2 separate regions of the Mus musculus genome follow, and region 1 is linked to region 2. A link is a loop called in an ENCODE intact Hi-C map of the cell type or tissue named here. Cell type or tissue: left cerebral cortex. All regions are shown on one strand. Links, peaks and the distances in the headings refer to the core of each region. The heading gives the core; the rest is flanking DNA.

Region 1 (4,379 bases), core at 91-4,090, 53 kb after region 2:
CAAATGATTGCCTTGCATATCATCCTCAGGAACACCGTGTGTCTCCTTGGAGACAGGGTCTCTGGTTGATCTGGAACTCACCCACAAAGCTAGGCTGGCTGGCTGTGAACCTCCCTCCATCTATCTCCAGCCCCCAAGCACTGGGGTTGCAAATGGACAAATGGACGTCATCACGCCCAGTGTGGATGCTGGGGAGTAACTCCAGACCTAGTGTTTACATCTCAGGCATTTAACCAACCCAGCCATCACTCCAGGTGCAAGAACTTTTGATTTCTGGGTTTTTCCACTTAATGCTTCCAGATCCCAGCTGACCACAGATAATAGAAGCCTTGGATAGTAAAAGCGCAGAGTAGATACTGTCAGTCACTGGCTGTGTGGGGCTGAGGAGGAATGGGGGAGAAGACGGAGAAGGGAGCCAAAAACAGGGAGTTAGCAGCTAGGGTGGAAACAAGGACAGAGCCAGAGGCCAGCCCCATGGGTCTTCCTCATGTGCTCTGTCTTGGAGACTGAATCTGGGCTGGACACCTCCTCCTCAGGCCACATGCTGCCACAGGCAGATTCCCAGGGTGCTCTCCCTTCTTGGAGAAAGAAGTGTGGCAGCTGTGAGCCTCTCCTAGTTACTGGTCCGTTTCATCAGCTGAAATGCTGGCTCACTGCATCAGCAGATGGATCTTCCAGCAGGAAGTGGTTGGGCCTTGTGGGGAGAGCTAGCAATTGCAACCTGATCCAGGAGCAGAGCAGACTCTGGAGCTGAAGGAGGGTCTCTGTGTCCTGGGAAGGCAGGAAGGATGGATGACCAGATCTGGGAAGCTTCCCGGGATAGGAGACTGTCAGTGCTGCATCCAGGAACAACAAACCGAGACTGGCCATACAGCCAAGCCAACAGGGTCTCTGCCTCTCCGCTTTCCACTTTGTAAACTGACTTCACATGCACAGACCTCAAACAGTTGCCTGTGTTAGAAATGCTTTTGAGTATCAGAGGTGGAGTGTGGATAATGTAAGCAAATCGGCTGTGTATTTTTCCCAAGATAAGAAGGACACTTCTGGACTCCAGAATATGATAATACCAAGAAAGTTGTCAGCCAGTTTTCTGGTGCCCCCCCCCCGCCCGCCCCCCATGCTATAAGACAGCTGCTATGACTCTGGAGACCTAGATTCATCCCAGGCAGAAAGAAGGAAGATAATGAGATAGTACTAGCACACAGAATTATGTTTGCGATTCCTGGGCCACTTCCAGCTGTGTTGCCTTCAGACAAACCAAGTGTTTAGTCTTCTGGTCTTGAGAGTAGAGGGTAAAAAGCATGAGAAACTTCAGAACAAGTCACCCCTACCATCTGCCTGAGTGTGACCAAAGGATGCCTGAGTGACTGGGAATACCATAAAGCCCAGGGGACTGGACCATGGCACCGCTGGTTGCTATGGATACCAAGGCCCATCACCACCATGGGCATCATCAGCATGTGAGAATTGGATCTTAGGGCTGTAGAGTTTAGAGGGGACTGGGTGGAGAAGAGGAGTCTCAGATCCTTTAAATCTGACCACACTGAGTTGATTTAGTCAGATGCATTTTATGCAGAGGCAGTGGGGAGTCTCAGGGTACAGATAGCCAATGGCCAGATGACCCCCAGTTTCAATCCCTCTTTCCTAAGTGGATGGCCCTGAACAACTAATTAACCTCTCTGTGTCTCTCTTCTCCGTCTTTAAAGCGATGGTAGCACTGATTCTCCTGCATCTCTAGGATTGCAAGGAGGACTCTGCGCCAATCTGTATAACACAGGGCTCAGAACCGTGACTAAGCCCTGCTGCTTGCCGCACCCTTCAGTGCCATGGAGGAGGAGTATAGGAGGGGCTCAGACTTCATGTTGACCCTCTTCCCTGTGTGAAATGGCCACAGGTCTCCTCCCACCAGGGACCCTGGCCCTTCTCAGGCCCCCACTCCATCTTAATGATAAGCTAGTGGCCACTTGCTTGGAGGCTGTGGGATCTGTTCAGAGTGTCACTGTCACCAGGCCCTTGACAGGGTGCAGCAGCTGCAGAGGGTACAGAGAGAGGTGGCAGGCTCTGTGTTCCTGAGCAAATCACTCAGCCTCCGTGTGCACAGCACCACGTCTATAAAACCGTAACAGCACATCTCTCAAGGACATCTCATTTCCAAACTGCAGGACTTTTCCCTATGGAAATCATGATCTCTGAGTCAAGGTGGCCGCCCCCAGTCTTCTGGCCAGGTGTCTGACTTCCCCAGGGCTCAAGGAGAGCACTCTGGCCTCTCAGGTCTGCCTCCTGTTGTGTCCTGCCCACCTCAGGCCGCACGCACGCCCCCTCTCTGCAGTCTCCCTCCAGGTTGCACTAACGTGCAAAGAAGGGGCTGTGGTTAAAACCCGGACATTCCCCCGAGGATCAGGGTGGCAAGGCCCAGTGCCTTCTTGCAACAGCCCTGCTTCCCAGGGAGAGAGGCCTTTTCCGAGGCGACAACTTTGAGCATGGCGCAGCTGCTCCTGGCGTGCCAAAGCCGGGGCGCGCAGACGCGCGGCGGGTGGCAGTCATTAACCGGCTGTCAGGTTCCTCGGCTGATGCAGCTAAAAATAGCGCGCTATAGATAGCAGCCTCCCCCGCGACTGCAGCCCGCACCCCATCCCCAGATCCGCGCCGCCCGGCACCCCGAGGAGACCGCGCCACCAAGCTCAGCTATTTATAGAACCCACACCTCAGCACTTTCCACCCACCATACAACCATTTCAGCTGCTCCGATGAGAAAAGAGCAGCCTGGGCCGCCACTTACTCCGGTGTGCAATCACATCTAGGGCCAGGGAGTCCTGATGTTATAGGAAACCTCCAGGCAGACTCAGATTAAAGATCAATGGCCACATAAAACGTAAGCAGTCAGTTTCGCGGCGAACAAGTCCTGGTAATACAGAGTTGTTTCAGTGAATAAACTCGGAGAGCTGTGTAGCCCCACCCCCCATGTTGATTAGCCCCCTGGCGAAACCCTGAATGCTTGAAGTAAGGGGCAGGCAGGGAAGGGGGGAGTGGGGCTGGAGACAGACACGGGGTGGGGTGCAGGGGGGGGGGGAGAGAAAGGAGAGGAAGAGGAAGGGGAGAAGAGAAGAATTAGGAATGAGAAGAAGCCATAAAGAAATAGAGATGGGAAGAGATAAAAAAAAAAAAAAATAGAAGGACAAAGAGGATGGGGATAAGGACAGGGAAAGAAGACTGGGAGGTGGCAGAGCAGTTAAGTGCACCTGCTGCTCTCCCAGAGGACCTGAGTTCGATTCCCAGCACCCACATGGTGGTTCACAACTAACCATAACTGAAAGCCCAGGGAATCTGACACCCTCTTCTGACATCCTCAGATACGGTGGTACACAGGCACAGGCACAGGCACACATACTGACGAAACATTATGCACATAATTTTTTTAAAGAGAGAGAAAGGGATAGATGGAGAGAGGTAAAGAATAGAGAGATGAGGAAAGATGGAGATATATTATGCAGAGAGAGGAAGAGAGATAGATGGGAAAAAAAGAAACATTAAGATTGCAAACATGTCAGAGTGTTCCCTAGCCCTTCTCCTAATGCCCTCAACCGAATTTTTTCTTCCCACCTGATCACTTTACTGATTCATCAAGACAAGTATAAATCATATTTCCAAATTTTGGTGAGCCCAGCAGCTAGATAGGCACTGACATCTGTCAAGGAAGAGGGCACTGGGCCTTGCCACCCTGATCCTCAGGGGAATGTCTGGACCCTAACATGGCCCCTTCTTTGCATGCTAGTGCGGCTGACTTGGAGTCAGTTCCTACCTGCCACCCCCAGCTTTGGGAATCTAGAACAGGTGCCTCAGCCTTCAAAAGTCTGGTTTCCTGGGCAGAGCGTCCTGCCCATCTTACAGCACTGGGGTGAGGCCATAGAAGGCATAGAAGGCCTGCAGGCCAACCACTGCTCAAGGCCACAAGCTCTGAGAATGAAAGACCAATGTGGATGTTGTGGACATCACCCCTGGCAAACAGTCTTCAAGATGCATGGCACACCCCCATGTTTTCCCCCATTCTGTTGTGTCCCCCGTGATCCATTTCTGTGAATCCCAGTGGCCCAAAACAAGACCCCTGGGAAGAAGTTTTGAGGACCTGGGCAGAACCTGGGTGGTGAATGGAGACATCTCTCAGCCAAATCTTTGAAGTCTCAAAACCCTTGGTTGAATCTGGACCTGTAGACATGGGTACTTGGTCAGGGAGTAGCTAGGTAATGCTCTCCCAGAACATCTGGATCCAGCATTGGCTCACATGTCTCAGAAGTCACCTCCTGGTCCTGCCCAGGAAACTAGGCATGAATTCTTGTGCACTGAAACCCAATCTGCATGCTTGCATGGCTTTGCTAACAACA
Region 2 (4,379 bases), core at 70-4,069:
ACCTTTCCTGCAGAGGCGCCTTGCCCGTGAGATAAAAACGCACACACCTGTGCTGCTTGCTGCATGCATGTGAGACAGACTGGAAGCATTCCTATCGAAGAGCAGTATCAGGATTTTTTTTTTTAAGATAAGCTTCTTTTTGAGGTGAGATGTTGGAGGTGAAACTCTGGTTATGGTCGATGCAGCCACCTCCCAATTGCCTGATCTGTGACTGGGATCTACCACAAGTCCCAGGGGAGAAATTGGCCTAAGTCAGGGAAGGCCCTGGAGCAGGAGAACAGTGGTTTAATGTGGACCAGCTAGGGTGACTCGGAGGGTTGTTGGTTATAGGAAGACCCACTAGAACAAGGCAGGCACCACGTCTCATACTCACAGCAGCTGCAGAGAGGGCAGGTGGGAAAACATTCGGTCCTTGATTTCCAGAAATGTTCCATTTACTAGGCTCCTACGGGCAAGAGAGGGACAGAGTGAGGCCCAGGGTCCTTTGAGGAAGTGCCGAGCCAAGTGGGCAGTGGGCAGTGGGCATTTCCTCCACCTGAACTTCACACTCCTCCTCTCTGGGGTAAAGATTCTTGTGTTTGGCCATTGTCTTCCCGGGGAGCAAGATGAGAAAGAGGAGAGTTGCTTCCCAGTATACTTGGTCAAGAGGAAAACTAGTCTGGCTAACAGAATCCAGTGCTATGTATGGGTCTGGCTCCTCTCACAGACATTAGCTCAGTCAGCTTAAATCAATTCCCGAGCTTCCCTCCCTTAACTACAGGAGGCCTCCGCTGAAGGTGGATAATTACTTCACCCAGGATTCTGTTTGTGCAGACACAAAGTTAATGTTGGCCCACAAAACTCTGGGGTAGGATTAAGCATTCCCCCCTTGGAAGCACAAGTCTCTGGAAGACACTCAGAGCACTTCTGACTAAATGCACTGTGAAAGCCTTGGGGGAAACTCAGAGACACCTGAACTGGCCCAGGAAGCGAGAGGCAGGGCCATCTGCCAGATAAATGGTCGAGCTGGGAAAAGAAGCTTGGCTGCTTCTGCCTCAGGGTCTCCTGCCCTTTCTGGCCACAGCAGGATTTCCATACATGACTGGAGTTAACATGCAGAACACTTCAGCTTTGATCCCATCCAAAGGGTTTAACAAGAGAAATTCTAGAATCCTCCATGTGATCTAATTTAGCAAGAGTAAGAGGCAAACGGGCCTGCTGTGCCCACAGCCAAACTCTTCCAACTTTTTACAGATGTAAACAGGACCTTGAACCCTCTCCCTCCCTGTACGCTGATGCTGTTTTTGCCTTGAAGAAGCACAGGACACGATGGAGAAGGCACAAGCAACGTGGTACCCAGAACTACCTTACCCTCAGGATCCCCTCCTCTACATCTGCAGGGGTACTCCAGCACCTCAGCCTGGAATAAGGGGCTGTCCTAGCAAGAGATGCCCCAGCAATAAACAGACCACCCTCAGATCCCTTCCATAGCAACACTTCACTATTGCCACTGTGTGAGACCTAGTTGAAAGTGCTTAGCAAGCAAGTGGAGGAATCTCTCTGGTTAGTTCTGTCAGTGCTGGTAATACAACCCACCATGGAGAAAGATGGTAAAAAGGGGGCCCTCTTGAACTCAAGGCAAGAAGTTGGAAGGTTTCCCTCACTAGGGGGCTCGGCTGGACACCATATACGGAAAAGCACTTAGAAGTCTTCCGGGTTTCCCCTCTCTAAGCCACGTGGAGTAACCCCTCTACTTCCAGAAGCTGTGTGCCTTTGCACAGCTTAGGCATTTCCTAGCCTGCAGTGTGGAGAGGTCAGGAGGGGGCCAACCTCCCAGCAGAGCTGAGGCCCGCTGCAGTGAGGCCTCACCCATTCCTAATTAGCCGCTCAATCCGGGCGCATACAGCTGCTCTCCAGTCACACACCCACCCACTCACCAACACAACAGAACCACTCAAAACTTTAAGGTGCCCCAAGGATCACCTCGTGGCCCGAAATACAGGCTGTGAACTCTGGTGCAGAGACCCTATCCCATGGTGGGCCCTGGGTCTGCAGTAGCATCAGCTCCCCCCCAGGTAGGTCTGATGCAGGTGGCCTCGGGCCACAATGAGAAACTGTCACGCGGACCTGTCTGGATTCCCGTACTCTGGGGTTTAGAGTCGCCCCCCACCCCACCCTCCACTCCACACAGATTCCACCCACGTTCCGTGCCCCCCAACCCAAAGGCAAAGAAAGGGACTAAGGAGCAGGGTCAGGTGGCGCTGCCCCAGCACCAGCCGCAACTCCCTGGCGGCGGCCGGCGCAGGGCAGGGCAGGGCGGGGCGGAGATGGAGGGGTCCCACTCACAGGGAGCTGATGTCGCCAGGCACGATCCTAGGCACCCAAGAGGAGCCCACGCAGATGATGGACTCCTTGGTACAGCTGCAAGTGGCGGGGCAGCGCGCCAACCGCCTCACCTGCGCGCTCGGCGGGATGAGGCACGCGGCGCTCAGCAGCAGCAACCCCAGCGCCCCGCCGCCTCTCCATAGCGCCATGCCGGGTCCCCGGGTCCCCGCCCGGGCTCGGACCCCCGCCGCCGCCGCCGCCCCGCGCCGTGCGCTCGGACCCAGCGCCGCAGCAGACGCGGGTGCCGCTTGCCGATCGGCCGCCAGCGCTGCTGGCGAGGACGCGGGCGCCGCGGGTGTGGGAGGCCGAGCCGCAGCCGAGCAGCATGCTGGCCGCCACCCCCACTCGGCGCCCCCCCACCCGCGCCCGGGCTGCTGGGCGGCCGCCGCACCGCCTCACCCGCGCTGGCCTGACATCAGCACCCGCGCCTGCCGCGGGCCCGGACCAATGAATAATGCACGCGGGGGCCCGCCCCGCGGGGGAGGGGGGGGGAGGAAAAGTTGGATGACCTTGGGGGAGGGGCCAGCCGTGGCTCAGACCCCCTGGGAGCAGGGACCCGCAATCCTTCTGTGGCTGCAAAGGATTTCACAGACAGTGGACTCCTTTCTACGGGGTCAAATCCTGAGCTTCCTTCCCCGCAAAAAATAAATAAATAAATAAATAAATAAATAAATTTTAGAAAGTAGAAACCGTAAGAACTGGAGCCTCTACACCCCCAGAAAAGTAGGAGTGGGGAGCACTGTCTTGACCTGGGAGAAAGGTCTCTATCCCCGAGTGCCCCGAAGAGGCCAGACCTTTGTGCAGACTTCATTTATCTTACAGAGGACCTAAATGACTGTAGCACAGGGACCCGACTGGGCCACCTTGGCTGGCCCACCATGTTTCTGTGGGGTCTGAGTCTCCACTGCACCTCAGCTCACTGAAGCCATCCCTTTTCAGTTGCCCAAGAAAACTAGAATCGCAAAACTGCTACAGCAGGGTATCCCCTGCCTGGCTGTTGGGCCTTGCAAGAACCTAGCCTGCGAAGAAAAGTTTCCTGGCTCAACACGGTAGCTACACACGGTAGCTACGCCCCACCCCCACCCCCTGATTAAATGATGGGGGACACAGATTGTTAGGAGAGACAGAGTTTGTTGCTCTGAGCACTGGGCCTTTCATCTCCTAACCCTTAGCGGATGCTATCCATCTTCAAGAATTTAACTGATGAGAAAACTGAAGCCCAGGAGTCCTGGGTAGCTGTCAGAGTGTGCTGTTAACAGTCAACACCAAAGAGAAAGACTGGAGCCTGAGATGGGGATTTGTAACTGGCCCCAGGGAAACCCTTTTTACTTCTAGAATCTGTCTTAAGGAGCGTTAATGTTATCATAAGGTCGTGTGCTGCTGGGGGCATGGAAGGAAATGCCAAAGCAGAACAAAGCATTATAGATTCCCCTACCCCACCCCTGCAACTGCTCTGAGCTCAGACCTGTCCATCAGGCTACCAACCTGGGCAAACCATTCTGATGTTAGCGTGTGCCTGAAACAAGTACAGCCAGTGCAGAAGAGGAAATTCATCGGTGCTGCCTCTTATTCCTGAATCATTTTAGCACAATTCAACGGGGGAAATATCTGGCTGTCCACTATGGGAAAAGAGAAAAACTCTCCCTATGGGCAGGAAACTTCAGTAGCTGGACAGATAGCCCAATAGAAGGACCTTCCCATAGTTACATGGATATAAGAGACTGGCCAAAGGGTAGAACATGGGATGCTACTATGGCACTTCATGGAAAGAGTAAAACACGGTCTTAGTTACTTTTCCTGTTGCTATGATGAAATATCCTAACAGAAACATCACAAATAAGCAACAGTGGCACTATCTAGCAGAGATATCCAGGGCTCAGCCTCAGCACCAATCAGCAGGTGGGACCAGGAGGGACACCAAAAGAAGTTCTCAGTTGTGCCTCTCTCAGAGAAGCAAAGATCAGCAAAGACAGGAGACCAACAAGCATTGTTCAGCTAGCTCTGCTGGCAAGCCA

The links. A loop is a pair of places that touch in the nucleus more often than their neighbours do. Peaks named below come from ENCODE experiments on the same cell type or tissue, not always from the same donor. Only the 100,000 strongest peaks of a DNase experiment are listed, where the experiment ranks them.
Region 1: it touches region 2 in a loop (4-fold over the local background); 9 of 42 quality-filtered maps call a loop at or near these places.

What each region holds. Positions count from the first base shown.
Region 1 is chr5:52,616,108-52,620,486 of GRCm38, forward strand. It overlaps 8030423F21Rik (RIKEN cDNA 8030423F21 gene), which reads right to left and starts at 2,904. Exons shown (of 3, transcript NR_045738.1): 1 at 2,780-2,904. In left cerebral cortex, for the core only: a CTCF peak has its summit at 690; DNase peaks (open chromatin) are centred at 625, 1,775 and 2,637; H3K4me3 peaks cover 649 bases; H3K27ac peaks cover 1,694 bases.
Region 2 is chr5:52,563,593-52,567,971 of GRCm38, forward strand. It overlaps Lgi2 (leucine-rich repeat LGI family, member 2), which reads right to left and starts at 2,714. Exons shown (of 8, transcript NM_001310604.1): 1 at 2,326-2,714; 2 at 374-445. The coding sequence starts at 2,513. In left cerebral cortex, for the core only: no CTCF peak of the experiment used is centred there; DNase peaks (open chromatin) are centred at 2,434 and 2,644; H3K4me3 peaks cover 1,655 bases; H3K27ac peaks cover 652 bases.